Linked DNA regions of Homo sapiens: region 2 is linked to region 1. A link is an interaction called in ENCODE POLR2A ChIA-PET data of the cell type or tissue named here. Cell type or tissue: IMR-90. All regions are shown on one strand. Each heading gives the region's core, and the rest is flanking DNA. Links, peaks and the distances in the headings are about the cores only.

Region 1 (13,165 bases), core at 1-2,500:
AATTGTGACACATGCTACCACACAGATAAACCTTGAGAACATTATGTTAAAAGGACAAATACAGTTATGATTCCATATATATGAGGTACCTAGAGTAATCAGATTCATAGAGACAGAAAGTGGAATGGTGGGTGCCAGAGGCTGCGGGACGGGGAATGAGAGTTAGTGTTTAATGGGGACAGAGTGTCAGTTTGGGAAGATGAAAACAGCCCTAGATATGGATGGTTGTGATAATTGCACAACACTGTGAAAGTATTTAACGCCACTGAACTGTACACTTAAAAATGGTTATGGTGGTTAATTTTATGTCTATTTTACCACTTTTTTTTTTTTTTGAGACAGAGTTTTGCTCTGTCGCCCAGGCTGTAGTGCAATGGCCCCATCTCGGCTCACTGCAACCTCCGCCTCGCAGGTTCAAGCGATTCTCCTGCCTCAGCTTCCTGGGTAGCTGGGACTACAGGCACGTGCCACCATGCCTGGCTAATTTTTTGCAGTTTTAGTAGAGATGGGGTTTCACCCTGTTAGCCAGGATGGTCTCGATCTCCTGACCTCGTGATCCACCCGCCTCAGCCTCCCAAAGTGCTGGGATTACAGGCGTGAGCCACCATGCCCGGCCACTTTTTTTTTTTTTTGAGATGGAGTCTCACTCTGTTGCCCAGGCTGGAGTGCAGTGGCACGATTGCAACCTCTGCCTCCCAGACTTGAGGGATTCTCCTGCCTCAGCCTCCCAAGTAGCTGGGACTACAGGCACCTGCCACCATACCTGGAATTTTTTTTTTTTTTTTTTTTTTTTTTTAGTAGAGACAGGATTTCACCATATTGACCAGGCTAATCTTGAAGTCTTGACCTCAAGTGATCCGCCCACCTTGGCCTCTCAAAGTGCTGGGATTATAGGCGTGAGCCACTGCACCCAGACCACTTTTTTAAAAAAAAAAAAATTCAAATTATCAGTGGTTAAATAAAACTGGATCAGGCCTGCGGCCCACAAGCTTACAGCTGCTTTGTGGAAGGCTTTTTATCATGTCAAGCTAAAGGCGGGAGCTAAAAGTGGTGCACGCAGGGGTCTGGTTACACCTCAGGCATCAAGTGCATTCCTGGAGCCCCAGTCCAACGTGTGGGCTAAAAATAAAGCATTGAATCTTGAGCCCAGGAAGGCAGCGTTGAAAAGTGGAGGGGTGAGGAGGAGGTTATGTGGAAGGGGATGGGCTTTGGTCTTTGGCTGTCCTGGATGCTGTGTGCTAGATTTCTGCTTTGATCACAGTGGAGGGAGGGTGAGAGTACAGATTTCAAAACCATACAAGCCAGCTTGTGCCGGGAAGATTTTTTTTAATTCAATTTCAACTTCTGCTATGGAAAACAGTATAGTGATTCCTCAAAGAACTAAAAATAGAATTACCACGTGATCCAGCAGTTCTACTTCTGCACATATGCCCAAAGGGGACTTGAAGGGATATCTGTACACCCATTTTCAAAGCAGAATTATTTCCAGTAGCCAAAAAGGGGAAGCACAAGTGTCCATCAATGGGTGAATGAATAAACAAAGCATGGTATATTATCAGCTTTTAAACTAATACTTCTGCACATACGCTTCTGCGCATATGCCCAAAAGGGACTTGAAGGGACATCTGTCCCTTCAAGAGAAGTCCGAGAGGACTGTGGCGGTTGTTTATCCTGTTCTCCCGACACAGCCCCTGGAATCTTCTGTCTACTCTAGAGGATCTGGGCCTGTACCAGAGATGGAGCGAAGGGACGCTGCTGACTAAACCTAGGAAGCTGAGGGAAGCACTTAACACTGGAGCTGGGAGATGTAGGGAAGGGCTATCCAGGCAGAGGTCACAGCATGGGCAAAGGCGTGGAGGAATAAAAGAGGATAGCACGGCCGGGCGCGGTGGCTCACGCCTGTAATCCCAGCACTTTGGGAGGCCAAGGCGGGTGGATCACTGAGGTCAGGAGTTCAAGACCAGCCTGGCCAACATGGTGAAACCCTGTCTCAACTAAAAATAGACAAAAATTAGCTGGACGTGGTGGTGGACGCCTGTAATCCCAGCTACTTCGGGAGGCTGAGGCAGGAGAATCACTTGCACCCGGGAGGCAGAGGTTGCAGTGTGCCAAGATGGCATCACTGCACTCCAGCCTGGGCAACAAGAGCGAAACTCTGTCAAAAAAAAAAAAAAAAAAAGAGGATAGCACGTCTCAGAGCAACAAGGGGTCAGCCCAGTGTAGTTGAGGCATCCAAGATCTGAGTAGGGCCGAGGACAGGTGGGCAACAGAGCACAGAGGTTAATTGCTCCCCTCCCCCAGCAGGACCTTGATACCTGAGATAAAGAGCTGAGACACTAGCCTAAGGACCATAAGGACAACAGGGAGCCTTGGAGGGAGTTCGAGCAGAAAAATGGCATAGTGAGACTGCACTTCAGAAAGATCACTGCACTCCTCTGGTAGCCCTGTGGGGGCTGTGGAGGGATGAGAATGAGCCTCACAGGCCTCCAACTCTAGGGATCCTAATTGACCAAGCACTGCTGTACTCTGTTTGCAGCAAGGACACAGTTCCCTTGAGATGCCCCCACCTGATGACTTTGCCAAGAGTGGGATGCTAAGGCAGGCCCATTCCTAGGAGACATGGGATTTCTCTGAGCTGACTTTGGCTTAAGGACTCCCCGACACCCTGCCAAACCCTCCTTAGACTGCATGGCCAACTAGGACCCTTCTACCCAACCCTCTTTCCCTCTCTTCCTCACCTGGGGCTGGACTTACATCCCAACCCTCCCAGCTCCCTCCCCGTTTCCCTGCTACACGTGTTTTCTTTAATAAAATCCTAGCACAATTTAATCTTATCCTGGTATTTGCTTCTTGGAGGACTCAGACTAATGGGGTGAGATTAGAGGCAGGGGGGACCGGTGGCCACAGGAAAAGATAGGAAGGGTAAACTTGAAGACATTCCAAAGGTCTAATCCACAGTATGACTTGAGGTGTGTGCTCACCATCAGCCCCCTGGGCTTTCCCAGTGGCTGGAGTTCCTAACACTCAGCAGAGTAATTGCCTATTTCTTTTTTTTGAGCCAACTTTCATTCTTGTCTCCCAGGCTGGAGTGCAATGGCACAATCTCGGCTTACTGCAACCTCCGCCTCCCAGGTTCAAGCGATTCTTCTGCCTCAGCCTCCTGAGTAGCTGAGATTACAGGCACATGCCACCACACCCAGCTAATTTTTTTGTATTTTTAGTAGAGACAGGATTTCACCATGTTGGCCAGGCTGGTTTCAAACTCCCGGCCTCAAGTGATCTGCCCGCCTCAGCCTCCCAAAGTGCTGGGATTACAGGCATAAGCCACCACGCCCAGCTAATTTTTGTGTATTTTTAGTAGAGATGGGGTTTCACCATGTTGGCCAGGCCAAAGATCGTGCCACTGCACTCCAGCCTGGGCGACAGAGCAAGACTCTGTCAAAAAAAAAAAAAAAAAAAAAAAATTAAAAGAATTGAAAATAGGGACTCAAAGAGGTACTTGTACACCAATGTTCATAGCATCAGTGTTTATGATAGCCAAAAAGTGGAAACAACCGAAGTGTCCATCAACAGATGAATGGGTAAACAAAATGTGGCCTATCCATTGTATGCAATATGATTTAGCCATAAAAGGGAATAAAATCCTGATTTCTGCTACACCATGGATAGACCTTGAAAACATAATGCTAAGTGAAATAAGCCAGACACGCACACACAATATTGTATGATTCCACTTATGAACACCTAGAATAGGCAAATTCATAGAGACAGAAAGAAGATACCAGGAGCTGAGGGAAGGGTGAGATAGAGAGTTATGCTTAACATGTACAGAGTGTTTTGTTTGCAGTGATTAAAAAGTTCTGGAGATGAATAATGGTGATGATTTCAAGACCTCGTGAATGTACTTATTGTTGCTAAATTGCACACTTAAAAATGGTTATAATTTTACATTTTGCATATTATATCCCAATTTTTTAAAAGGTAAAAATAAATAAAACCTGTACCCAGTGAGTTTTGGGAGGGTTGACCCCACCACTAGCCCAAAGGATGGGTCTTGACTGGCATTTTGCCAATCAGCCTATTCTAGTCATTGATTCATGAGCACAAGACAGAAGCACTAGCTGTCCGCCAGAGTCTATTCTTCCTTCTCCCATTTTTGGGTGTCTTTGGCACAGCAGCATAGTCTGTAAACCAACTAATTCAGGCTCAGAACTGAACAGAACCAACAGGTCATCAAATAGCTAGTCTCCAAAGATGAAGCCACCAATCTCCACTCACCTTGGGTGCATGTGTTGCCCCTGCCATCAAGTGGCAGTCAGCTTCCTCTCCCCTTCAATCTCAGATGGAATGGTGACTTGCCTTGACCAACGGACTATAGCACAAGTGACATGCGACTGTCCCAGGCGGGCCTTTAAGAGGCCTGACAGCTCCTGCCTCTCCTCTTTTTTCTTCTCTTCCCCAGTGTCCTGCTTCTTCTTTCCCCTTTCCCCACCTTTGTTCCCCACCTTTTCCTCCACTTTTTGCCACTGTCCTCTCTTCTTTCCTTTTTCCCCACCTTCCTCCCCATTTTTCCCCACTGCTCCCCTTCTTTCCCCCTTTCCACTTTTCCCCTTTCCCCACCCACCCCTTCCCCAACTTTTCCACATTCCACTGTCCCTGTTCTTCTGTCCCCTTTCCCCACTGTCCCTCTTCTTCTTTCTCCACCCTTGCTCTTCAACCGCACAGCTGCGCTCAGACCCCATTGAAGAATCATGAAAAACAGCAAATTGCTGTGTTTTAAGCCACTAAGCTTTGCAATGGTTTATTACACTGCAATAGATCATTGAAACGGAGACTTTTGCTGGGGCTTCTAAGAGAAGCAACTACTTCTCTGTTGCATTTCATGATGCAAGGCTGTGAACTTTGGCATCATGGCCACCATCTTGCTCTATATAGGGGCCAGTCTGAGAATGAGTCTACAGGAAGTGGAGTAGAACCCAGAGAAGCTGAGAAACCAAGCCCTGATGACAATGTTACCTTCTGGATCAAGCTGCCCATGAAGTTAACCCTATTTTATGAAGCAAGAAACTTCCCTCTTTCTTTCACCCAATTTGAGTTGGAATTTCTGTTCCTTACAGCCTAAGAAGCTTGTCATACAGCAATGACAGTATGTTCTTTTCTAAATGTGGATGGGAAAGCAGGTTTGTGTGTAGATTAGTTAGGAATAGACCTTTCAGCTTTATGACAAAGAGATACAAAAATACAGTGGCTTAAATAAATTAGGACTTTGTTTTTCTTCCAGTAGCATTCCAGAGTTGAGCAGTCCAGACTGGTGGGATAACTCTGCTCCACATAGTCACTCAGGGACCCATCTGTGGCTCAGTTGTGTCTTAGAGGGTTATCTTAGTCTGTAGGATCAAAGCTAAGTGGTCACTCTGTCTGCGTTCCGGTCTATGGGCAGGGAGATGAGAGGACATAGAAGATAAGAAAATTCTTTTTAAGCAAGGACACAGAAATTGTGTACATCATTTTAATTCCCATTCTACCATAAGAACTTAGTCACTAACCACCCTTAACCGCAAAGGAGGCTGGGAAATGTAGTCTCTAGTGGAGTGCCTGTGCTTCCAACCTGCCTCCAGTGTCATGAAAGAACAGAATGTATTTGGGGAGGAACATCTGGAGCACATGACACATTCTATCTTGGATGTGATGATTTTGAGGTATTTAAGGGACATGTAAGAGGATGCACGTCTCATGCAGTTGGATATATGGGGCTGGGAAACAGGTGAAAAGCCTCACAACACTCTAGGAGTTGTGAACACCTACCTGAACAACAGGAAATCAATACATATTTGAGTTCCTAGTATGTGGCGGCCATTATGTGAGGTGCTGGGGACCAAATGTGGAATAGGAAGAGAATAGGGCTGAAGATCAAACTTTGAAGACCCTCAGCATTTAAAACTCAGGTTGAGGAAAAGAAAACCCAGAAGGTGTGGACAGGAAGACAAGAAGCAAACAAACAAACAAACAGGAAGAAGGGGTTCACAGAAGCCAAGGGGAAGAAATGGTTTAAGAAGAAGAGGTGGCCGGGCGTGGTGGCTCATGCCTGTAATCCCAACACTTTGGGAGGCCCAGGTGGGTGGATCACCTGAGGTCAGAAGTTCGAGACCAGCCTGGCCAATATGGTGACACCCCGTCTCTACTAAAAATACAAACAAACAAATGAACAAACAAAAATTAGCCAGGCATGGTGGCACATGCCTGTAATCCCAGCTACTTGGGAGGCTGAAGCAAGAGAATCACTTGAACCCAGGAGGCAGAGGTTGCAGTGAGCCGAGATTGCACCATTGCACTCCACCCTGGGTGACAAGAGCGAAACTCAGTCTCAAAAAAAAAGAAAAAGAATTAGCTGGGTCTGGTAGTGCATGGCCTGTAATCCCAGCTACTCAGGAGGCTGATGTGGGAGAATCGCTTGAACCCAGGAGGTGGAGGTTGCAGTGAGCTGAGATAGCGCCACTGCCCTCCAGACTGGTCAACAGAGTAAGACTCCATCTCAAAAAAAAAAAGAAAAAAAAAAGAAGAGGTAAGTTAGTTGTGTCAAGAACTTCTGAGGAATAAAGTAAGTGAAGAATGAAAAATGCTGCTGAGTCTTGTCTCATGCATGCATTGATCAGCACTCAGCTGAAGACATGAGCAGGACCCTCTGGAGATGTCCAGGGATCGCTCTCTCTCTGCAGCAGTGTCTGCTGTGGTGGTCGGCTCTGAGAACTTCAGTGGCCTTCACCTCCCCAGACCCCCATCTCTTCAATCCAGTAAGATCATCGGACCATGCCTGGGCTACTCTTTTTAGTCTTCTCAGGCTGCCATAACAAAATACCATAAATTGGAAAGCTGGATGTGGTGGCACATGCCTGTAGTCCCAGCTACTTGAGAGGCTGAGGTGGGAGGATCACTTGAGCCCAGGAATTTGAGGCTGCAGTGAGCTATGATTGTGCCACTACATTCCAGCTTGGGTGACACAGCATGATTCTGTCTCTAAAACAAACAAAAAACAAAATACCACATACTGGGTGGTGGCTTAAACAACATAAACTTATTACTCATGGTTCTGAAGGCTGGCAAGTCCAAGATCAAGGTGTCAGCATGGTCAGTTTCTGGGGAGAGCTCTCTTCCTGGCCTGTAGATGGTTCCCTTCTCACTGTGTCCTCACATGGCAAAGAGAGAGACAGAAACAGAGACAGAGAGAATGTCTTTCATCGTCTTTTTTTCTTAGAGACAGGATCTTACTCTTTTGCTCAGGCTGGAGTGTAGTGGTGCGATCATAGCTCACTTTAGCCTCAAACTCTTGGGTTCAAGCAATCTTCCCACCTCAGCCTCCTGAGTAGCTAGGACTGCAGGCACGTGCCACCACATTCTGCTAATTTTGTTATTTTTTGTAGAGATAGGAACTCACTATGTTGCCCAGGCTTAGAGTCTCTTCTTTTAAGGGCACCAGCCCTATCAGTTTAGGGCCCACTTTTTTTTTTTTTTTTTTTTTTGAGACACAGTCTTGCTCTGTTGCCCAGACTGGAGTGCAGTGGCGTGATCTCGGCTCACTGCAAGCTCTGCCTACTGGGTTCATGCCATTCTCCTGCCTCAACCTCCTGAGTAGCTGGGACTACAGGCGCCCGCCACCATGCCCGGCTAATTTTTTGTATTTTTAGTAGAGACGGGGTTTACACTGTGTTAGCCAGGATGGTCTCGATCTCCTGACCTTGTGATCCACCCCCCTTGGCTTCCCAAAGTGCTGGGATTACAGGCGTGAGCCACCGCACCTAGCTTAGGGCCCACTTTTATAACCTCATTTAACCTTTATCTCCTCATAGGCCCCATCTCCGAATACAGCTACATTGGGAGTCAGGGCTTCAGGGTATGAATGTGGGGGACACACTTCAGTCTGTAGCACCTTCTCTGCACTGCAGCCTGTAGACCAGGGCAACTGTGGAACTCACATCGTTTGCTTCCCCTCTCTGGGGGTCACAGCCTTCCACTGTCTGATGTCCAATGTCTAAAAATGGTTGTTTCACATGTGTTGTCCGATTTTTAGTTGTTTCCAGTGGGAGGCAAACCCAGTCTCTGTTACTCCATCTTTGCAGTGCTGATGGGTTTCATAACAAGGAAGCCACTGGTGACTTGATCCAGAGCAGTTTCAGGGGAGTGCTAAGGGCAGAGTTCAGGGTGGAGTCAAGTGAGCGAGCCTAGTTGGTGAGGGAGTAGAAACATGTAGACATGGAGTGTAGAAAACTTTTTCAAGTTATTTGGCTAAGAAAGGTGTCCCAGGGGAACCTTGACAAGATCCCTTTCTTTCTTTTTCTTTTCTTTTCTTTTTTTTTTGAAACTGAGCCTTGTTCTGTTGTCCAGGCTGAAGTGCAGTGGTGTGATCTTGGCTCACTGCAACCTTCGCCTCCTGGGTTCAAGCAAGTCTCCTGTCTCAGCCTCCCGAGTAGCTAGGATTACAGGCACACACCACCACGCCCAGCTAATTTTTGTATTTTAAGTAGAGATGGGGTTTCACCATGTTGGTCAGGCTGGTCTCGAACTCCTGACCTCAGTTGATCCGCCTGCCTCGGCCTCCCAAAGTGCTGGGATTATAGGCAAGGTTCCTTTCAATTGACCTCAAGCCTATATTCTTGATGAATTTCCCACACCAACACTCTTTGGTTGGAGTAAAAACTAAAGGAAATAATTTGGTAAGATTCAAAGGCAGCTGTCAACCCTTGAGGTCACTGTATCACTCATTCAGTGAGTCATTTAGTCACTCATTCAATCAGTCACTTATTCATTCAGTCAGTCATTTAGTCATTCATCAAACTTTTTTTTTGAGACAGAGTCTCGCTCTGTCACCCAGGCTGGAGTGCAGTGGCATGGTCTCGGCTCACTGAAACCTCCGCCTCCCGGGTTCAAGCGGTTCTCCTACCTCAGTCTCTTGAGTAGCTTGGACTACAGGCACGCACCACCATGCCTGGCTAATTTTTTGTATTTTAGTAGAGATGGTGTTTCACCATGTAGCCCAGGCTGGTCTCAAACTCCTGAGCTCAGGCAATCCGCCCACCTCGGCCTCCCAAAGTGCTAGGATTATAGGCATGAACCATGGCACCCGGCCTCATTCATCAAACTTCTATTGAGACTTCACTCTGTGTGCCAGGCTCTGCTGAGACTGAGATGAGTAAACACTTACTGGCTACCTGACTGTGTTTTAGACAAGGGGTAAACAAAGCCAGCCCAAAGTCTTAGCAATTCTCAGTGAGGTGATTTTTGCCCTGGCCACCATCCTGCCGCACCACCAACCAGGGAACATTTGGCAATGCCTGGAGACACTTTTAGTTGTCACAACCATGGTGAGGAGGGCGCAACTGGCATCTGGTTTGTAAAGGCCAGGGATACTCCCAAATGCCCTGCAGTGCACGGGCTAGGCCTCCATAACAATGAATTCTCCAGCCTCAGACGGCAATAGTGCTGAAGCTGAGAAACTCTGTTGTAGCTTCAACTCTAGTGGAGGAAGATGGAGGTAAGAAAAATGTGTCAGAGGGTGCTAAGTGCTATGTAAGAAGAGGGGGCTGGGCACAGTGGCTCACGCCTGTAATCCCAGCACTTTGAGAGGCCGAGGAAGGTGGATCACCTGAGGTCAGGAGTTTGAGACCAGCCTGGCCAACACGGTGAAACCCTGTCTCTACTAAAACTACAATAATTAGGTGGGCATGGTGGTGGGTGGCTGTAATTCCAGCTACTTGAAAGGCTGAGGCAGGAGAATCGCTTGAACCCAGGAGGTGGAAGTTGCAGTGAGCACTCCAGCCTGGGTGACAAGAGTGAAACTCAGTGTCAAAAAAAAAAAAAAAAAAAAAAAAGCAGGGGACAGGGAGTGCTGGGGAAGTGCTCACTGAAAAGATGACGTTGGGCAAAGGAAGTGAAGGACTAGCTATGCGGCTGTCTGGAGGAAAAGTGTTTCAGGCAGAAGGAATAGCAAGTACGAAGCCCCTGAGGCAGAAACAAGCAGGGCAAATTGGAGGAGCAGCCAGAAAACAAAGAAAATAAAATATTAAAAAAGGATACATACATACAGGTAATAAAACTGTAAGGAAAGTGAAAAGATAAACACCTGCTGGGGAGAAGGAGGGAGAGAAGCAGGGCCAGTGTCTAATGCGCTGGCAATGCTTTGTTTTTGTAGGTGGTGGTTACACAATAGATACACAATATCTATTTTCCAAGCTGTATGTATATCCTAGATACTTTTCTGTATGTTATATTTCACAATAAAGACGATTTAAATCATGTGTTAGTCTTTACTGTTTGCTCAACTGTGGGTGCTATTACAGGGCATAGACACAAGAGGGGGCGCTAACCAATGAGCAGCGGCAAAGCAGTGTTTCCTAGCAACGGGGAAAACGTTGAAGCAGAAACTTCCTTCAGAGTGGTTAACTGATGGATTCTGGCTGCTGCCCCTGACAGGTCGGCCAGAGTCCACTTCGCACCCTGGAGGCGTCTCTGCAGGGTCTGGAGTGTCACTGACTTTTGTGGGGAGTAGAGCTCTTCTCCCAAATGCGAAATCGGGTCTGCAGAACACGAGAGGTTGCTCCCTTGTGCCGCGGAGCTTTCTTCTCCTGCCAATGTTAGATAATAACGACGTCCTCATTAACAGATGCCATTATTAATATCATTAGTAACAGAGGGCTCTTATCCGTAAGACTCCAAACAAGTCGTAGTGTTTCCCTCGAAAAACGGAGGAAATTAAAGAATGGAAAGGAGGGACCTTGCCTCCAGCCTTCTAAGACCTCAGGTCTTCTAAGACCTCAGGTCTCTCTCTCTCTCTGTCTGTCTCTCTCTCTGTCTCTGTCTCTCTCTGTCTCTCTCTCTCTCCTCTCTCCTCTCTCCTTCTCCTCTGTCTCTCACTCCTCTCTCTCCTCTCTCTCTCCTCTGTCTCTCACTCCTCTCTCTCTGTCTCATACGCACACAAAGAGAGAGAGGTTTTTCAAGATTTGGGATGCGGTGGAAGTTTTCAAGATTGCTGGCCGGTCATGGTGGCTCACATCTGTAATCCCAGTATTTTGGGAGGCCGAGGGCAGATCACCTGAGGTCAGGAATTCAAGACCAGCCGGGCCAACATGGCAAAACCCCGTCTCTACTAAAAATACAAAAATTAGCTGGGCGTGGTGGTGCGCGCCTATAATCCCAGCTACTCTCAGAAGGCTGAGGCAGGAGAATCACTTGAACCCGGGAGGTGGAGGTTGAAGTGAGCCAAGATCATGCCGCTGAACTCCAGCATGGGTGACAAAGTGAGACCCCGTTTCAAAAGGGGAAAAAAAAAAGATTATTGACAAAGCAGAAGGTTTTATGATACACAGGTAAATATTAGGTAAATTTGAGGCTGAGTGGGATTATGGTAATGAATACCTACACTGTTAAAAGAAGTTACCCCAGACTTTATCTCACTTGACTTTACAATCACTTTGGTACCACTCCATTTTGGAGATGAAGAAACTGAGGCTTAGAGAGGTTAAACTGTGAGCATGCCAGAGCTTTCCTCCCAATCCAATTTACTAAAGAAGAAGTATTAACTAGCTTTTTTTTTTTTTTTTTTTTGAGGCGGAGTCTCGCTCTGTCGCTCAGGCTGGAGTGCAGTGGCGCTATCTCGGCTCACTGCAAGCTCCACCTCCCGGGTTCACGCCATTCTCCTGCCTCAGCCTCCCGAGTAGCTGGGACTACAGGTGCCCGCCACCGCGTCCGGCTAATTTTTTGCATTTTTAGTAGAGACAGGGTTTCACCGTGTTACCCAGGATGGTCTCGATCTCCTGACCTCGTGATCCACCCGCCTCGGCCTCCCAAAGTGCTGGGATTACAGGCGTGAGCCACCGCGCCCGGCCTTAACTAGCTTATTTTTAAGGGGTGGGGGAAGCTGTTAATTGTCTCTCATGCCTGTAATCCAGGACTTTGGGAGGCTGAGGCAGGCAGATCATGAGATCAGGAGTTCAAGACCAGCCTGGGGCCGGGCGCGGTGGCTCATGCCTGTAATCCCAGCATTTTGGGAGGCCGAGGCGGGTGGATCACGAGGTCAGGAGATCAAGACCATCCTGGCGAATACGGTGAAACCCCGTCTCTACTAAAAATACAAAAAATTAGCCGGGCAAGGTGGCGCACGCCTGTAGTCCCAGCTACTCGGGAGGCTGAGGCAGGAGAATGGCGTGAACCCGGGAGGCGGAGCTTGCAGTGAGCAGAGATCGTGCCATTGCACTCCAGCCTGGGCCACAGAGCAAGACTCCGTCTCAAAAAAAAAAAAAAAAAAAAAAAAAAAAAAAAGACCAGCCTGGCCAACATAGTGAAACCCCATCTCTACTAAAAATACAAAAATTAGCCGGGCGTGGTGGCTGGCACCTGTAGTCCCAGCTACTTGGGGGGCTGAGGGAACCCGGGAGGTGTAGGTTGCAGTGAGCTGAGATCGTGCCACTGCACTTCAGCCTGGGCGACACAGCGAGACTCTGTCTCAAAAAAAAAAAAAAATTGTCTCTCATAACCAAAGAAAGTTAAAACAATGGAGAGGTAGTTTATTTTCTCATTAAAATAGCAAAACTATTTTCAATCATAATACCTCACACTAGGAAGGCCTAGTGGAAACTGGCAGTCTTGTACGACGCTAACGGCAGCATAAACCAGTAGCCACTCATCGGGAGAGCAGTCTGGCAACACCCAGCAGAAGCCATAAAAATGTTCCTACCCTTTGATCCAGCAACCCAGGTTCTGGGAATCTATCCTAAGGACATAATTTGAAATTTAGGAAAAGGTGTATGTGCAAATATTGGTGGCAGCATTATTTATGTTGGTGAAAAATTGGAAACAACTAAGGGAAATGGGTGATCAAGGGCACAACTCTATTAAGTAACCTGAATGTCTCCTTTTTAAAAAAATGATGACTGCAAAAATTTTGAAAATTACCTGGGTGTGGCTGGGCATGGTGGCTCACGCCTATAATCCCAATACTTTGGGAGGCTGAAGTGGGTGGATCACTTAAGGTCAGGAGTTCAAGACCAGCCTTGGTAACATGGCCAAACCCTGTCTCTACAAAAAATATAAAAAAAAAATTAGCTGGGTGTGGTGATGCATGCCAGTAGTCGCAGCTACTCCAGAGGCTGAGATGGGAGGATTACTTGCACCCAGG
Region 2 (15,139 bases), core at 7,902-10,401, 57 kb before region 1:
GTGACCTTGGGATAATGAAACAACCTCTCTGGGCTATGTTTTTCTCACTCATAAGATAAGGATAAAAGAAATCTTTATTCACTTGGGAGGCCGAGGCGGGCGGATCACGAGGTCAGGAGATCACGACCATCCTGGCTAACACAGTGAAACCCCGTCTCTACTAAAAATACAAAAAAATTAGCCGGGTGTGGTGGCAGGCGCCTGTAGTCCCAGCTACTCGGGAGGCTGAGGCAGGAGAATGGCGTGAACCCGGGAGGCGGAGCTTGCAGTGAGCGGAGATCGCGCCACTGCACTCCAGCCTGGGCGACAGAGCGAGACTCCGTCTCAAAAAAAAAAAAAAAATCTTTATTAAATTGACACCCCCCTTGAACACCTGTTATTATGAGGTACGTAGGTTCTAGACCAAAGCTAATAGAACACTGCAATGTTGAAAATGTTCTACATCTTCAGTATAGTATCTAATATGATAGCCACTAGCCACATGTGGCTATTGAGCACTTGAAATGGAATTAGTGTGACTGGGGAACCAAATTCTTAATTATATTTATTTTTCATTAACTTAACTTTAAATAGCCCACTATGGGTAGTGGCTATCATAATGGACAGTGCAGATCTGTACAACAAGGATGCAACGCAGCAGGGTGTTAGACACAAACGGCCCCTGCCCCCTGGGGACTTTACATTTTAGTGTAGGAAATCAGCAAGAAGGAAGAAAGTGATTAGATAAGGAAAATAAGAGCTCTTCAGAAAATAAAATAGAGAGTTCCTGGAGCGTGGAGGGGCAACTTCAGCAAAGGTCAGGGAGGGCACTTTTTGAGGAGGAGACATTTGGGCTAAGACCTCAACAGATGAAGCAGCTGGGCAAAGTTTTGAGGGAAGGGCTTCCCAGACAGAGGGAGCAGCAGGTGCAAAGGTCCCGAGGTGGTGGCCGGGTGCGGTGGCTCACACCTGTAATCCCAGCACTTTGGGAGGCCGAGGCAGGAGGATCACGAGGTCAGGAAATCGAGACCATCCTGGCTAACACGATGAAACCCCGTCTCTACTAAAAATACAAAAAAATTAGCCGGGCGTGGTGGCGGGCACCTGTAGTCCCAGCTACTCAGGAGGCTGAGGCAGGAGAATGGCGTGAACCCGGGAGGCAGAGTTCGCAGTGAGACGAGATCGCGCCACTGCACTCCAGCCTGGCGACAGAGCAAGATTCTGCCTCAAAAAAAAAAAAAAAAAAAAAGGTCTCAAGGTGGGAACCAGCCTGATGTGTTTAAGAAAATGCTGTGGCTGGGCCGGGCACGGTGGCTCACGCCTGTAATCCCAGCACTTTGGGAGGCTGAGGCGGGTGGATCACAAGGTCAGGAAATCGAGACCATCCTGGCTAACAAGGTGAAACCCCGTCTCTACTAAAAATACAAAAATTAGCCGGGCGTGATGGTGGGCGCCTGTAATCCCAGCTACTCGGGAGGCTGAGGCAAGAGAATGGCGTGAACCCGGGAGGCGGAGCTTGCAGTGAGCCAAGATGGCACCACTGCACTCCAGCCTGGGAAACAGAGCGAGACTCCATCTCAAAAAAAAGGAAAGAAAGAAAGAAAGAAAAGAAAAGGCTGTGGCTGGCTGGGCGCAGTGGCTCATGCCTGTAATCCCAGCATTTTGGGAGGTTGAGGTGGGTGGATCACATAAGCTCAGGAGTTAAAGACCAGCCTGGGCAACATGGTGAAACCCTGTCTCTACAAAAAATGCAAAAATCAGCCGGGTGTGATGGCACACGCCTGTAGTCCCAGCTACTTGGGGGGCTGAGGTGGAAGAATCTCTTGAACCTGGGAGGCAGAGGTGAGCCTGGGAGGCAGAGGTTGCAGTAAGCTGTGATCGCACCACTGCACTCCAGCCTGGGTGACAAAGTAGACCCTGTTTCAAAAAAAAGGAGGGGAGGAAGGGAGGAAGGGAGGGAGGGAGAGAGGGAGGGCGGGCTATGGCTGGAATGGAATGAGATCAGTCTTCCACTGAGGAAATGAGGACAGAGAGGTGGACAGGGGCCAGATTACTTGAAACCTTTCAGGCCAAGGCAAGGAGTTCGTATTTTATATGGGAACACTAATTTTATGTGGGAACACTAACGCCAGGGAACACTGGATGGCGTAAAGCAAGAAGGTAACTTGATCAGTTTTTGTTGTTGTTTTTGAGACAGAGTATCCCTCTGTTGCCCAGTCTGGAGTGCAGTTGTGTGATCTCGGCTCACTGCAACCTCTGCCTCCCAGGTTCAAGCAGTTCTCCTGCCCCAGCCTCCCGAGTAGCTGGGACTACAGGCACCCGCCGCCACACACGGCAAAATTTTGTATTTTTAGTAGAGATGGGGTTTCACCATGTTGGCCAGGATAGTCTTGAACTCCTGACCTCAGGTGATCCACCCGCCTCAGCCTACCGAAGTGCTGGGATTACAGGTGTGAGCCACTGCGCCCAGCCAGATCAGTTTATTTTATTTTATTTATTTAATTAATTCAGTTATTTATTGAGATGGAATCTTGCTCTGTTGCCCAAGCTGGAGTGCAGTGGTGCAATCTCAGCTCACTGCAACCCCCACCTCCCAGGCTCAAGTAATTCTCCTGCCTCAGCCTCCCAAGTAGCTGGGATTACAGGCACGCATCACCATGCCCAGCTAATTTTTGTATTTTTAGTAGAGACAGGGTTTCACCATGTTGGCCAGAAGCTGGTCTTGAACTCCTGACTTCAGGTGATCTACCTGCTTCGGCCTCCCAAAGTGTTGGGATTACAGATGTGAGCCACTGCACCTGGCCTGGTTTTTTAGAAAGATCTCTTTAGTGCTGAACAGTCCACGCAATCAAGAATCAGGGTGGTTTGGGCCGGGCGTGGTGGCTTATGCCTGTAATCCCAGCACTTCTGGGAGATCACCTGAGGTCAGGAGTTCAAGACCAACCTGGCCAACATGGTGAAACCCTGTCTCTACTAAAAATACAAAAATTAGCCGGGTGTGATGGCACACGCCTGTAGTCCCAGCTACTCGGGAGACTGAGGCAGGGGAATTGCTTGAACCCTGGAGGCGGAGGTGATTGCAGTGAGCGAGATCACACCAATACACTCCAGTCTGGGCAACAGAGCCAGACTCCATCTCAAAAGAAGAAAAAAGAAAAAGAGGCTGGGCATGGTGGCTCATGCCTATAATCCCAGCACTTTCGCAGGCCAAGGCAGGCAGATCATGAGGTCAGGAGATCGAGACTATCCTGGCTAACACAGAGAAACCCCATCTCTACTAAAAATACAAAAAATTAGCCGGGTGTGGTGGCGGGCACCTGTAGTGCCAGCTACTCAGGAGGCTGAGGCAGGAGAATGATGTGAACCCGGGAGGCAGAGCTTGCAGTGAGTGGAGATCATGGGCCACTGCACTCCAGCCTAGGCTACAGAGCGAGACTCTGTCTCAAAGAAAAAAAAAAAGAAAAAAGAATGAGGGTGGTTTGCATTGGGGGAATGGTGGCGAAGATGGGAAGATTCGGGTTATGTCATGGAAATAGAATACAGCAGTTTCATTTGAGGATTGGATTCACATACTTTTTTTTTTTTTTTAGACAACATCTCACTCTGTCGCCCAGGCTAGAGTGCAGTGGCATGATCACCACTCACTGCAGCCTCCACCTCCCGGGCTCAAGCCATCCTCCTGTCTCAGCCACCTGAGCAGCTGGGACTACAGGCACACACCACCACACCTGGCTAATTGAATCCACACTCTTGAATTGGGTGATGATTACAGGTATATATTTGTAAAAATTAATCAAGCTGTACTTTGCTATATGTAACTGTTGCCTCAATAAAAAGGAGGGAAATGGGCTGGGCTCGGTAGCTCTAGCCTGTAATACCAGCACTTTGGGAGGCTGAGGTGGGTGGATCACTTGAGGTCAGGAGTTCGAGACCAGCCTGGATAACATGGTGAAACCCCGTCTCTACTAAAAATACAAAATTAGCCAGGTGTGGTGGCGCGCACCTGTAATCCCAGTTACTTTGGAGGCCGAGGCAGGAAAATTGCTGGGAGGTGGAGATTGCAGTGAGCCAAGATCATGCCACTGCACTTCAGTCTGGGCAAAAGAACGAGACAAAAAACAGAGCAAAAAAGTAAATAAATAAATAAATAAAAAGGAAAGGAAATGAAATAAGTACATAGTTTCATAATATTTTGTAATAATTTTATGAGTCAGTGCATATATTTTTACAAGTCATATATTATTTTTATGGGTAAGGAAAAGGGAAGAATTATGAGTTTTTAGCTGGAGCAGCTGAGTAGATGGTGGTGCTTTTTATGGGGATGAGGAAGTCAAGACAAGAAACCTTTTGATGGGAAGGAGGACTTGAAAACTGCATTGATCTGTTAACTTGGAATTACCTACTAGACATCCAAGGAAAGATGCCATGTTGACAACTGAATACATCAGTTGCACAGGGGAGAATTCCTGGTTGGAGATACAGATGGGGGAAGGTCTTCACACAGAGGAAGTATTTAAAGCAATAAAAGTGTACAAGGATGGACAACATGAAGTGTTATCAAGAATGCAGGACAAACAGAACTCTTTTTTTTTCTTTTTTTTTTTTTTTTTTTTTTTTTTTTGAGACAGGGTCTCACTTCACCCAGGCTGGTGTGCAGTGGTGCAGTCTCAGATCACTGCATCGTTGACCTCCCAGGTTCAACTGATCCTCCTATTCAAGCCCCACAAGTGGCTGGAACTACAGGTGTGAGCGACCATGCCTGGCTAATTTTTGTATTTTTTGTAACAACAGGTTTTGCCATGTTGCCCAGGCTGGTCTCAAACTCCTGAGCTCAAGCAATCCACCTGCCTCAGCCTCCCAAAGTGCTGGGATTACAGGAGTGAGCCACCACACCTGGCCCCAGAACTCTTATATGGTGGTAGTGTGAGCTTTAAATTGGTAAAACTACATTGGTACAAACTGTTTGTCCATATTTAAAAAAGCTAAGTATGTATCTACCTTGATGTATTCAGATAAGCACTTTCACTCTGGGGCGTATATTCAAGATATATGAACGTATATGTGTTCATCAAAAGAACGTTCAGGCCAGGCTTGGTGGGTCACACTGGTAATCCCAGCACTTCGGGAGGCCAATTTGGGTGGATCACCTGAGGTTAGGAGTTTCAGACCAGCTCAGCCAACATGGTGAAACCTCATCTCTACTAAAACTACAAAAATTAGCCGGGCGTGGTGGCAGTCACCTGTAATCCCAGCTTCTCTGGAGGCTGAGGCAGGAGAATCGCTTGAACCCGGGAGGCGGAGGTTGCAGTGAGTCGAGATCCTGCCATCGCACTCCAGCCTGGGTGACAAGAATGAGACTCTATCTCAAAAAAAAAAAAAAAAAAGTTCAGACCACCCTTCTTCTTCTTCTGAATAGCCAAAAATTGGAAATAACCTAAGTGTTCATCAACAGGTGAATGAATAAACAAACTGTAGTAGTTCATAAAATTGAATATTATATAGGAATGAAAATTAATGAACTACTGCCATGTGCAATGACATGAATGAATCTCAAAGATATTGGCCAAAAGAAGCCAGATGCAGGAGTGCATACTCTATGTGGTTCCATCTGTGTGAAGTTCAAAAACAAACAAGGCACAGTGGTGCAGGCTTGTAATCCCAGCACTTTGGGAGGCTAGATGGGAGGACTTGAGCCCAAGAGTTCAAGACCAGCCTGGGCAACATAGTGAGACCCCATCACTACAAAAATATTTTTTAAAAATCAGCCAGGTGTGGGCCAGGTGCGGTGGCTCATGCCTGTAATCCCAGCACTTTGGGAGGCCGAGGCAGGCGGATCACCCGAGGTCAGTAGTTCAAAACCAGCCTGACCAACATAGCGAAACCCCGTCTCTACTAAAAATACAAAAATTAGCTGGGCATGGTGGCAGGCGCCTGTAATCCCAGCTACTCAGGAGGTTGAGGCAGGAGAATCACTTGAACCTGGGAGGCGGAGATTGCAGTGAGCCAAGATCGCGCCATTGCACTCCAGCCTGGGGGATAGAGCGAGAGTCTGCCTCCAAAAAAAAAAATTTCACCAATTTTTCCATCAGTGTCCTATTTCTGTTGAAGGATCCAGTTCAGGGTTACTCATTACATTTAGTTTCCAGGTCTCTTCAGTCTCTTCCAATCTGTGACTGTTCCTCCATCTTCTCTTGTTTTTAATGTCCTTGACACTTTTTAAAAGAACTGGTTGGCTATTTTACAGAATGTCCCTCAATTTGGGTTTGTCTAAGGCTTTTCTCGTGATTAGATTGAAGTTATGCATTTTTTGGCTAGAGTACAGCATAAGCAGTGTTATGCTTTCTTCAGTGCATCAGAGCAGGGGCTTTGTGATGTCACTAAGTCTTCTTACTGCTGGTGTTAATGTTGATCACTTAGCTAAACTGTGTCTTGGTTGAGTTTCTCTACTATAAAGTTACTATGTTTCTCTTATAATTAATAATTTTATACTTTTTGTAAATTTGCATTTAAATTTTATTAACTTGAGAAATTGCACCGGATAAATATCTTGGAGGAGATTTTTTGAGATGACCAAAATATCCTATTTCTCCTCAAAATTCCACCTACTAATTTTAGCATCCATTGGTGGATCTTTCTTTTATGAGTATTACTGTCGAATGGTGATTTTCTATTTCCCTGTTTCTCTTTTTTTGAGACAGGGTCTTGCTCTGTTACCCAGGCTAGAGTGCAGTAATGCGATCTCAGTTCACTGTAGCCTCGACCTCCTGGGCTTAAGAGATCCTCCCACCTCAGCCTCCTAAGTAGCTGGGACTACAGGCTTGTGCCACCATGCCTGGCTAATTTTTGTATTTTTTGTAGAGATAGGGTTTCACTGTGTTGCCCAAGCTGGTCTCAAATGCCTGAGCTCAAGTGATCCTCCCATCTCAACCTCCCAAAATGCTGGGATTATAGGAGTGCACCATTGCATCCAGTCACCTTCTACATTTATTAAAATTCTTCTGGAAGGAAGATATGGTCATTTCTCCCCCATTTATTTATTTTTCAATTATTTATTTAAATCTGTGGTCTCTAGGCCAGGCACAGTGGCTCATGTCTGTAGTCCCAGCACTTTGGGAAGAGGTAGAGGCGGGAGGATCACTTGAGCTTAAGAGTTCAAGACCAGCCTGGGCAACATGACAAAACCCCATCTCTGTTAAAAAATAATAATAGGTTGTCGGCAAAGCTGAGTCCTGTCTTCTCGCCCTCCTCCCCGGACAGCGTGAGCTTCACCAGTCGCTCCACCTTCTCCACCAACTACTGGTCCCTGGGCTCTGTCCAGGTGCCAGCTATGGCGCCCAGCTGGTCAGCAGCATGGTCAGCGTCTCTGCAGTCGCTGGGGGCTCTGGTTCCCGGATCTCCGTGTCCCGCTCCACCAGCTTCCGGGGTGGCATGGGGTCCAGGGGCCTGGCCTCGGGGATGGCTGGGGGTCTGGCAGGAATGGGAGGCATCCAGAACAAGAAGGAGACCGTGCAAAGCCTGAACAACCACCTGGCCTCCTACCTGGACAGAGTGAGGAGCCTGGAGACCGAGAACTGGAGGCTGGAGAGCAAAATCTGGGAGCACCTGGAGAAGAAGGGACCCCAGGTCAGAGACTGGAGCCATTGCTTCAAGACCATCGAGGACCTGAGGGCTCAGATCTTCACAAATACTGTGGACAACGCCCGCATCGTTCTGCAGATCAACAATGCCCATCTTGCTGCTGATGACTTTAGAGTCAAGTATGAGACAGAGCTGGCCATGCGCCAGTCTGTGGAGAACGACACCATGGGCTCTGCAAGGTCATTGATGACACCAATGTCACTCAGCTGCAGCGAGAGACAGAGATTGAGGCTCTCAAGGAGGAGCTGCTCTTCACGAAGAAGAACCACGAAGAGGAAGTAAAAGGCCTACAAGCCCAGATTGCCAGCTCTGGGTTGACCGTGGAGGTAGATGCCCCCAAATCTCAGGACCTCACCAAGATCATGGCAGATATCCAAGCCCAATATGACAAGCTGGCTCAGAAGAACCAAGAGGAGCTGGACAAGTACTGGTCTCAGCAGATTGAGGAGAGCACCACAGTGGTCACCACGCAGTCCGTGGAGGTTGGAGCTGCTGAGATGATGCTCACAGAGCTGAGATGTACAGTCCAGTCCTTGGAGATCAAGCTGGACTCCGTGAGAAATCTGAAGCCCAGCTTGGAGAACAGCCTGAGGGAGGTGGAGGCCCGCTACACCCTGCAGATAGAGCAGCTCAGTGGGATCCTGCTGCACCTGGAGCTGGCACTGACTTGGGCAGAGGGACAGCCAGGCCCAGGATTACGAGACCCTGCTGAACATCAATGTCAAGCTGGAGGCTGAGATTGCCACCTACCGCCGCCTGCTGGAAGATGGCGAGGACTTCAATCTTGGTGATGCCCTGGACAGCAGCAACTCCATGCAAACCATCCAAAAACCACCACCCGCCGGATAGTGGATGGCAAAGTGGTGTCTGAGACCGATGACACCAAAGTTCTGAGACATTAAGCCAGCAGAAGCAGGGTACCCTTTGGGGAGCAGGAGGCCAATAAAAAGTTCAGAGGTATAATAATAATAATAATAATAATAATAATAATAATAATAATAATAATAAATTAAAAATCAATAAATAAACATATGGTCTCCTGTATATTCATTCTGTACTTTGGGTTACAATCCAATAACATACGATTTATTTTGTTGCTCAAATTGCTCTTGGTTTGCCCATTGAGAGCTCCTTCAAGTTGGCTTCTATGTTCCTTTGACAAGCTCCCGTTCTTTTTGGAGCATTTTCTTTCTTTCTTTTCTTTTCTTTTTTTCTTAATAACAAAAGATGTTCTAGGCTTATCTTATATTTTCCCTGTTCCAACCCTATAATCACCATCCACTTTTCTAAGGAGCACTGGTTCCTTTTATTGGAAAGTGGCACTTAGAAACCAAGATCTGGGTTCTGGCTTTGCTCATTGCTACTGAGATGTCATTTCTTCTAGGCCCTCTCAGAGGACAAAGCTATGAAATATGTATGTGTATACTAACTCTCACACACATACATCTCTATCTATAAAAAAAACCCCACAAGTTCATACTGATATCTCTGATTTCAACCCAACACCAAAGGTTCATTCTATCCTTCTATCTTTCCTATCTTTCCTTATTTGTAACTATTTTCTTTTTTTTCTTTTGAGACGGAGTCTCACTCTGTTGCCCAAGCTGGAGTGCAGTGGCACGATCTTGGCTCGCTGCAACCTCCGCCTCCCAAGTTCAAGAGATCCTCCCGCCTCAGCCCCCCAGTATGTGGGATTACAGGCACCTGCCACCACACCCAGCTAATTTTTGTATTTTTAGTAGAAGCAGGGTTTCGCCGTATTGGCCAGGCTGGTCTTGAACTCCTGACCTCAGGTGATCCACCCACCTCGGCCTCCCAAAGTGCTGGGATTACAGGCGTGAGCCACCTTGCCCAGCCATTTGTAACTATTTTCTTTGACAGTGATAAATCTTGTTCTCATTATCTATATTTATTTATTTGTTCAATCCTAGTATACATATACACTACTTGCAGAATTGCTAACCCACACCTCAGTGAGAAACAAATTTGCTAACTAGAGTACAGTATTTATATGGAGTTCTTTTTGTCTGTAGCCTTACAGAATACAGTTCAAATTCTATATTCCACAGTTACTTAAGTTAGGTCTTTTCTTTTCTGTCCCTTTGGTATGGTCTGTTATTCATTTGGAATACAGTTAGGTTTATTTGCTAGTGTTTGTATTCCATCTTGGGTTTCCCCAACAGTCTGGTTGGTTTTAATTGTTTCTTTATTTGGGGAGTATGTGAAATATTACTCTTGTTCCTGGAGTCAAACCTAAGCAAAAAGGTATACTCAGTAAAGTGTCACTTCCATACCTTCCTTCTTGTCACCCCAGTCCTACATACCCCCTGTAGGTAGCCAATCTCTTTAATTTCTGGTTTACCTTTGCTAGATTTCTTTTGCACATATGAGCAGAAATGTGTATCTTCCTATAACCTCTTCTTTCTTACGCGACCAGTAGCATGCCATGGATACGTTTTTGCACTTTGATTTATTTCCCCCTTAACTGTATATATGGAAATCACCCCATATCATCTCATAGAGATCTCATCCATTTTTACAGCTATATGGTACTCCATTGCTGGAGATGTCACAGTTTATTCAACCACTCTCCTATCTATGGACATTTAAGTTTTTTCCAATATTTTGTAATTATAAATAATGCTGCAACGAATAACCTTATAAATATGCATTTTCTTTCTTTTATTCTGAGACAGGGTCTCATTTTGTCACCCAGGCTGGAGTGAAGTGGCACGATCATTGCTCACTGCACACTTGACCTCCCAAGCAGTTCTCCCGCCTCAGCCTCCCAAAGTGCTGGGATTACAGGTGTGACCCACTGCACCCGGCCACGTATTTTTTATTTATCTTCAGGTAGATTCCAAGGAGAGGGATTACTGAGTCAAAAGGTAAATGCATTTGTAGCTTTCTTAGCTACTGTCAAATTCTCCTCCACAAGGGCTGCACCAGTTTGCATTCTCATCAGCAACGTAGGAAAATGTCTGTTGCCCCACAGCCTATGTGTTATGCAAATGCATGTGTTGTCATGCATTTTAGTCTTTGCCAATCTTATGGGTGAGAAACTGTATCTCGGTGTTGTTTTAATTTGCATTTCTCTAATTATGAGTTTGATTTTTTTCAAATGTATGGAGGCCCTTTTTATATCTTTTTGTGAATTATCTATTCATATCTTTCTCCCATTTTTCTATCCAGTTTTTAGTTCTTTGTTCCTCACATTTCTTAAAATAATCTTTTAATTTTAGAACAGTTTTAGAATTATGGAAAAATTGTGAACACAGTAGAAAGATTCCTATATCCTCACATCCAGTTCCCCATATTATTAACAATTTTACATTGACATGGTATATTTGTCACAATTAATGAACTACTGTTGATACATTATTATTAACTAAAAGACTATATTTCTTTCAGGTTGCCTTGGTTTTTACCTAATGTCCTTTTTTTGTTTGTTTGTTTTTTTGGTTTTGGGTTTTTTTTTTTTTGAGACAGAGTCTCACTCTGTCACCCAGGCTGGAGTGCAGTGGCACGATCTTGGCTCACTGCAACCTCTGCCTCCTGGGTTCAAGTGATTCTCCTGCCTCAGCCTCCCGAGTAGCTGGGACTACAGGCGTGCGCCACAATGCCTGGCTAATTTTTCTATTTTTAGTAGAGATGGGGTTTTGCCATGTTGGCCAGGCTGGTCTCTAACTCCTGACCTCAAGTGATCCGCCCTCCTCAGCCTCCCAAAATGCTGGGATTAGAGGCATGAACAACCACGCCCGGCTACCTAATGTCCTTTTTTGGTTCCAGGATACCACCTTTAGTTGTCATGTCTCCTTAGGTTCGTCTTGGTTATGACAGTTTGTATTAGACTATTCTCACACTGTTAAGAAGAAATACCCGAGACTGAGTAATTTATAAAGGAAACAGGTTTAGTTGACTCACAGTTCTGCATTGCTGGGGAGGCCTCAGGAAACTTACAATCATGGTAGAAGGCAAAAGAGAAGCAGGCACCTTCTTCACAGGGTGGCAGGATGGAGTGAGTGCAAGCAGTGGAAATGCCAGACACTTATAAAACCATCAGATCTCGTGAGAACTCACTCACTATCACGAGAATAGCATGAGGGAAACCACCCCCATGATCCAATTACCTCCATCTGATCCTACCCTTGACACATGAGGATTATGGGAATTACAATTTAAGATGAGATTTGGGTGGGGACACAAAACCAAACCGTATCACAGTTTCTCACACTCTCCCTGTTCTTGATGATGCTGACAGTTTTGAGCACTGTTCAGGTATTTTATAGAATGACCTTCAGCTCGGATTTGTCTGATGTTTTTATTATAGTTAGACTGGGGTAATGAGCTTCTGCAAGGAAGACCACAGAGGTAAAGCGTCATTCTCATCACATATCTGGGGTACATACTATCAGCATGAATTATCACTGTTGATGTTAATCTTCACCACGTAGCTTGAGGTAGTGTTTGTCAGGTTTCTTCACTATAAAATTATTCCTTTCCCCCACCTCCCTTTCCATGCTCTACTTTTCAAAAGAAAGTCACAACGTGCAGCCCACATTTAAGGAGTGGGGTGTTACGTACCACTTCCTTAAGGGAGGATTATCTACATAAATTATTTGAAATTGTTCTGCACTAGATACTCATTTTTCTCCCGCATTTATTTATTTATTTAATCATCTATTTGTATAAGTATGGACTTATGGATATTTTATACTTTGAGTTCTAATCCAATACTACTTTACTTTTTTTTTTTTCTCAAATTGTTCCAGCTTTGGCCATTGGGAACTCTTTCAGTTGGTTCCTGTGTTCCTTTGACATACCCTGATCATGTGTGTGTGTGTGTGTGTGTGTGTGTGTGTGTGTGTGTGTGTGTGTTTGAGCACTTCCTTATTTACTGGCATTAGAAGATGCTTCAGGCTCATCTTGCGTATTTCCTGAAGATCAGCCATTTCTCCAAGTATCCCTGGTTCCTTTTACTGGAGAATAGTATTAGAAATCAAGTTTTGGCTGCTAGATATAATTGTTCCTACTGGGGTGTCATTGCTTGTAGACCCTCTCAGCTGATAGACAAGGAGATAGGTGTATGTATACTGATCCATGCATACCCACATATCTATATATATTTCTATGTGTAACCATTTGTATCTCTATTAAGCTAAACACAAATTTATACTGATGTGTCCAACTTGAATCCATTATCCAATGGATAATTCTAGCTTCCTCCCCTTGTTTCACTATAACTCCTACTCCAACAATGAGAATCCTAGCCACTCATTTACCCAATTCTTCAATTCCAGTATATATGTATAGTGATATCACAATGGTTAACCTGTACCCCATGGGAAACAACTTCACAGACTAGAGGATAGTGCTTGTGTGTATCTTCTTTTGCCTTTAGTTTTGCAGATTCCATTCATTTCCAAATTTACTTATGAGGTAGGAGATCAACAAGACTTTTCACAACCCTCCTTATCTAAACAGGATTTACAAAGAAGCCAGCCCAAACCAATCAGTACCAAGATGTCCACGAAAGCAACCTCTAGTTACCCTCACTGCTTATTTGCATTGGCATGTCACTCCCACCAGTGCCATGACAGTTTACAAATGCTGCCATGGCAACGACCCAGCAGTTACCTTATATGATTCTGGGAACTCCCCGCCCCTTTCCCAGAAAGTTTGTGAATAACCCACCCCTTATTTAGCATATAATTGAGTGTGGGTATAAATAGAGCTAGCCAGCAATCCAAGAGTGCTACTCTGGGCCACTCTGCCTATAAGATAGCCCTGTTCTGTCTATGGAGCAGCCATTTTGCTGTACGACGTTGCTCTAATAAACTTGCTTTCTTCACTGTTGGCTCCCTCTTGAAATCTTCCCTAAGTGAAGCCAAGAACCCTCCCAGGCTGAGCCCCAGTTTTGGGGTCTGCCTGCATTACTTAGGTCAGCACTTTTCTCCCACCCTGCATTCAGTGAGGTTGTTGCATACATTTATAATACAGTTGCATTGTTTCATCACATTCTGCTTTCCACCCTGAAATCCCCTGACCTCCTAAATGACTTTAGAAACTTCGCACATGTTAAGATTCCTCTGTGCTGTAAAGTTCTATAGGTTTTGACAAATGCATAGTTGTGAATTCACTGTTAGAGTATTATATATAGTTGCTGTATATACCTTCGTCATCCTAAAAAAATCCCCTCTGCTTTACCTAGTCACCTCTCCCTCCTTCTTTTGGAGCCCCTGGCAACAACTGATCTTTTTACTGTCTCTATAATTTTGGCTTTTATAGAATGTCATATAGTTGGAAGCATATAGGATATAGCCTTTTCAGACTGACATCTTTTACTTAATAATATGCATTTAAGATTCATCTATGTTGGCCGGGCGCGGTGGCTGATGCCTGTAATCCCAGCACTTTGGGAGGCCGAGGCAGGTGGATCATGAGGTCAGGAGATCAAGACCATCCTGGCTAACACAGAGAAACCCGGTCTCTACTAAAAATACAAAAAAATTAGCTGGGCGCAGTGGCGGGCGCCTGTAGTCCCAGCTACTAGAGAGGCTGAGGCAGGAGAATGGCCAGAACCCAGGAGGCAGAGCTTGCAGTGAAGCAAGATCGCGCCACTGCACTCCAGCCTGGGTGAAAGAGCGAGACTCCGTGTCAAAAAAAAAAGATTCATCTATGTCTTTCCATGAGAACTGCAGAACTCAGCCAGGCACAGTGGCTCATGCTTATAATCCCAGCACTTTGGGAGGCTGAGGTGGGCAGATCACCTGAGGTCAGGAGTTCGAACCAGCCTGACTGACATGGTGAAACCCTGTCTCTACTAAACTACAAAAATTGGCTGAGCGTGGTGGCGGACACCTGTAATCCCAGCTACTCGGGAGGCTGAGGCAAAAGAATCGCTTGAACCCTGGAGGTGGAGGTTGCAGTGAGCCAAGATCATGCCATTGCACTCCAGCCTGGGCAACAGAGCAACACTCCATCTGAAAAGGAAAGAAAAAAGGAAAGGGGAGGGGAGGGGAGGGGAAGGGAGGGGAGGGGATTGCAGAACTCTTGGCATATAACAACCCATCTAAACCCCTGCATTAAGAGATTTGACCATAAGAATATATCCTTAGAATGACCTCAGACCTTGTTAAAATGCCTGTCTGAGAAAGCTCAAGCTGCCTGGAGAACTTACTGTCTATTTTAGCCAATATCTCATGATAAGCCTCTGACCTCCCTTTCTTAAAGCATTTACTAGAAACAGCTTACAACTGCGAATATGTATCTCTTATAACTCAGAAGCGTTTCTCTCAAGGACCTGAGAGCCATTCCTTTGAAATGTAATCATCAGGAACATTTCATGATGTTGGGGCCTCTGTCTCCCACTCTCTGAGGGAGGATAGAACAAACACAGCTGGCCTAATTGCACTGACCAACGCTTTGTAATTTTTCACTTCTCTGATTCTACAGAGGCCCGCTCTCCTTGATCCCTCATTCTCCCTTTAAAACATCCAAATCACCTCTGCACAGATCAGAA

What was found. ChIA-PET counts read pairs that join two places held together with the same protein. Peaks named below come from ENCODE experiments on the same cell type or tissue, not always from the same donor. Only the 100,000 strongest peaks of a DNase experiment are listed, where the experiment ranks them.
Region 2: POLR2A ChIA-PET joins it to region 1 with 21 read pairs; 5 of 35 experiments call an interaction of 5 or more read pairs at or near these places.

The regions. Positions count from the first base shown.
Region 1 is chr3:12,717,420-12,730,584 of GRCh38, reverse strand. No RefSeq gene overlaps it. Among named protein-coding and RNA genes, the nearest start is that of TMEM40, 35 kb to the left of the region's middle. RefSeq lists an enhancer at 10,510-10,559. In IMR-90, for the core only: no CTCF peak of the experiment used is centred there; a DNase peak (open chromatin) is centred at 1,094.
Region 2 is chr3:12,780,770-12,795,908 of GRCh38, reverse strand. It overlaps the pseudogene KRT18P17. Among named protein-coding and RNA genes, the nearest start is that of CAND2, 8.3 kb to the left of the region's middle. In IMR-90, for the core only: a CTCF peak has its summit at 8,386 (motif pointing left); no DNase peak of the experiment used is centred there; H3K27me3 peaks cover 305 bases.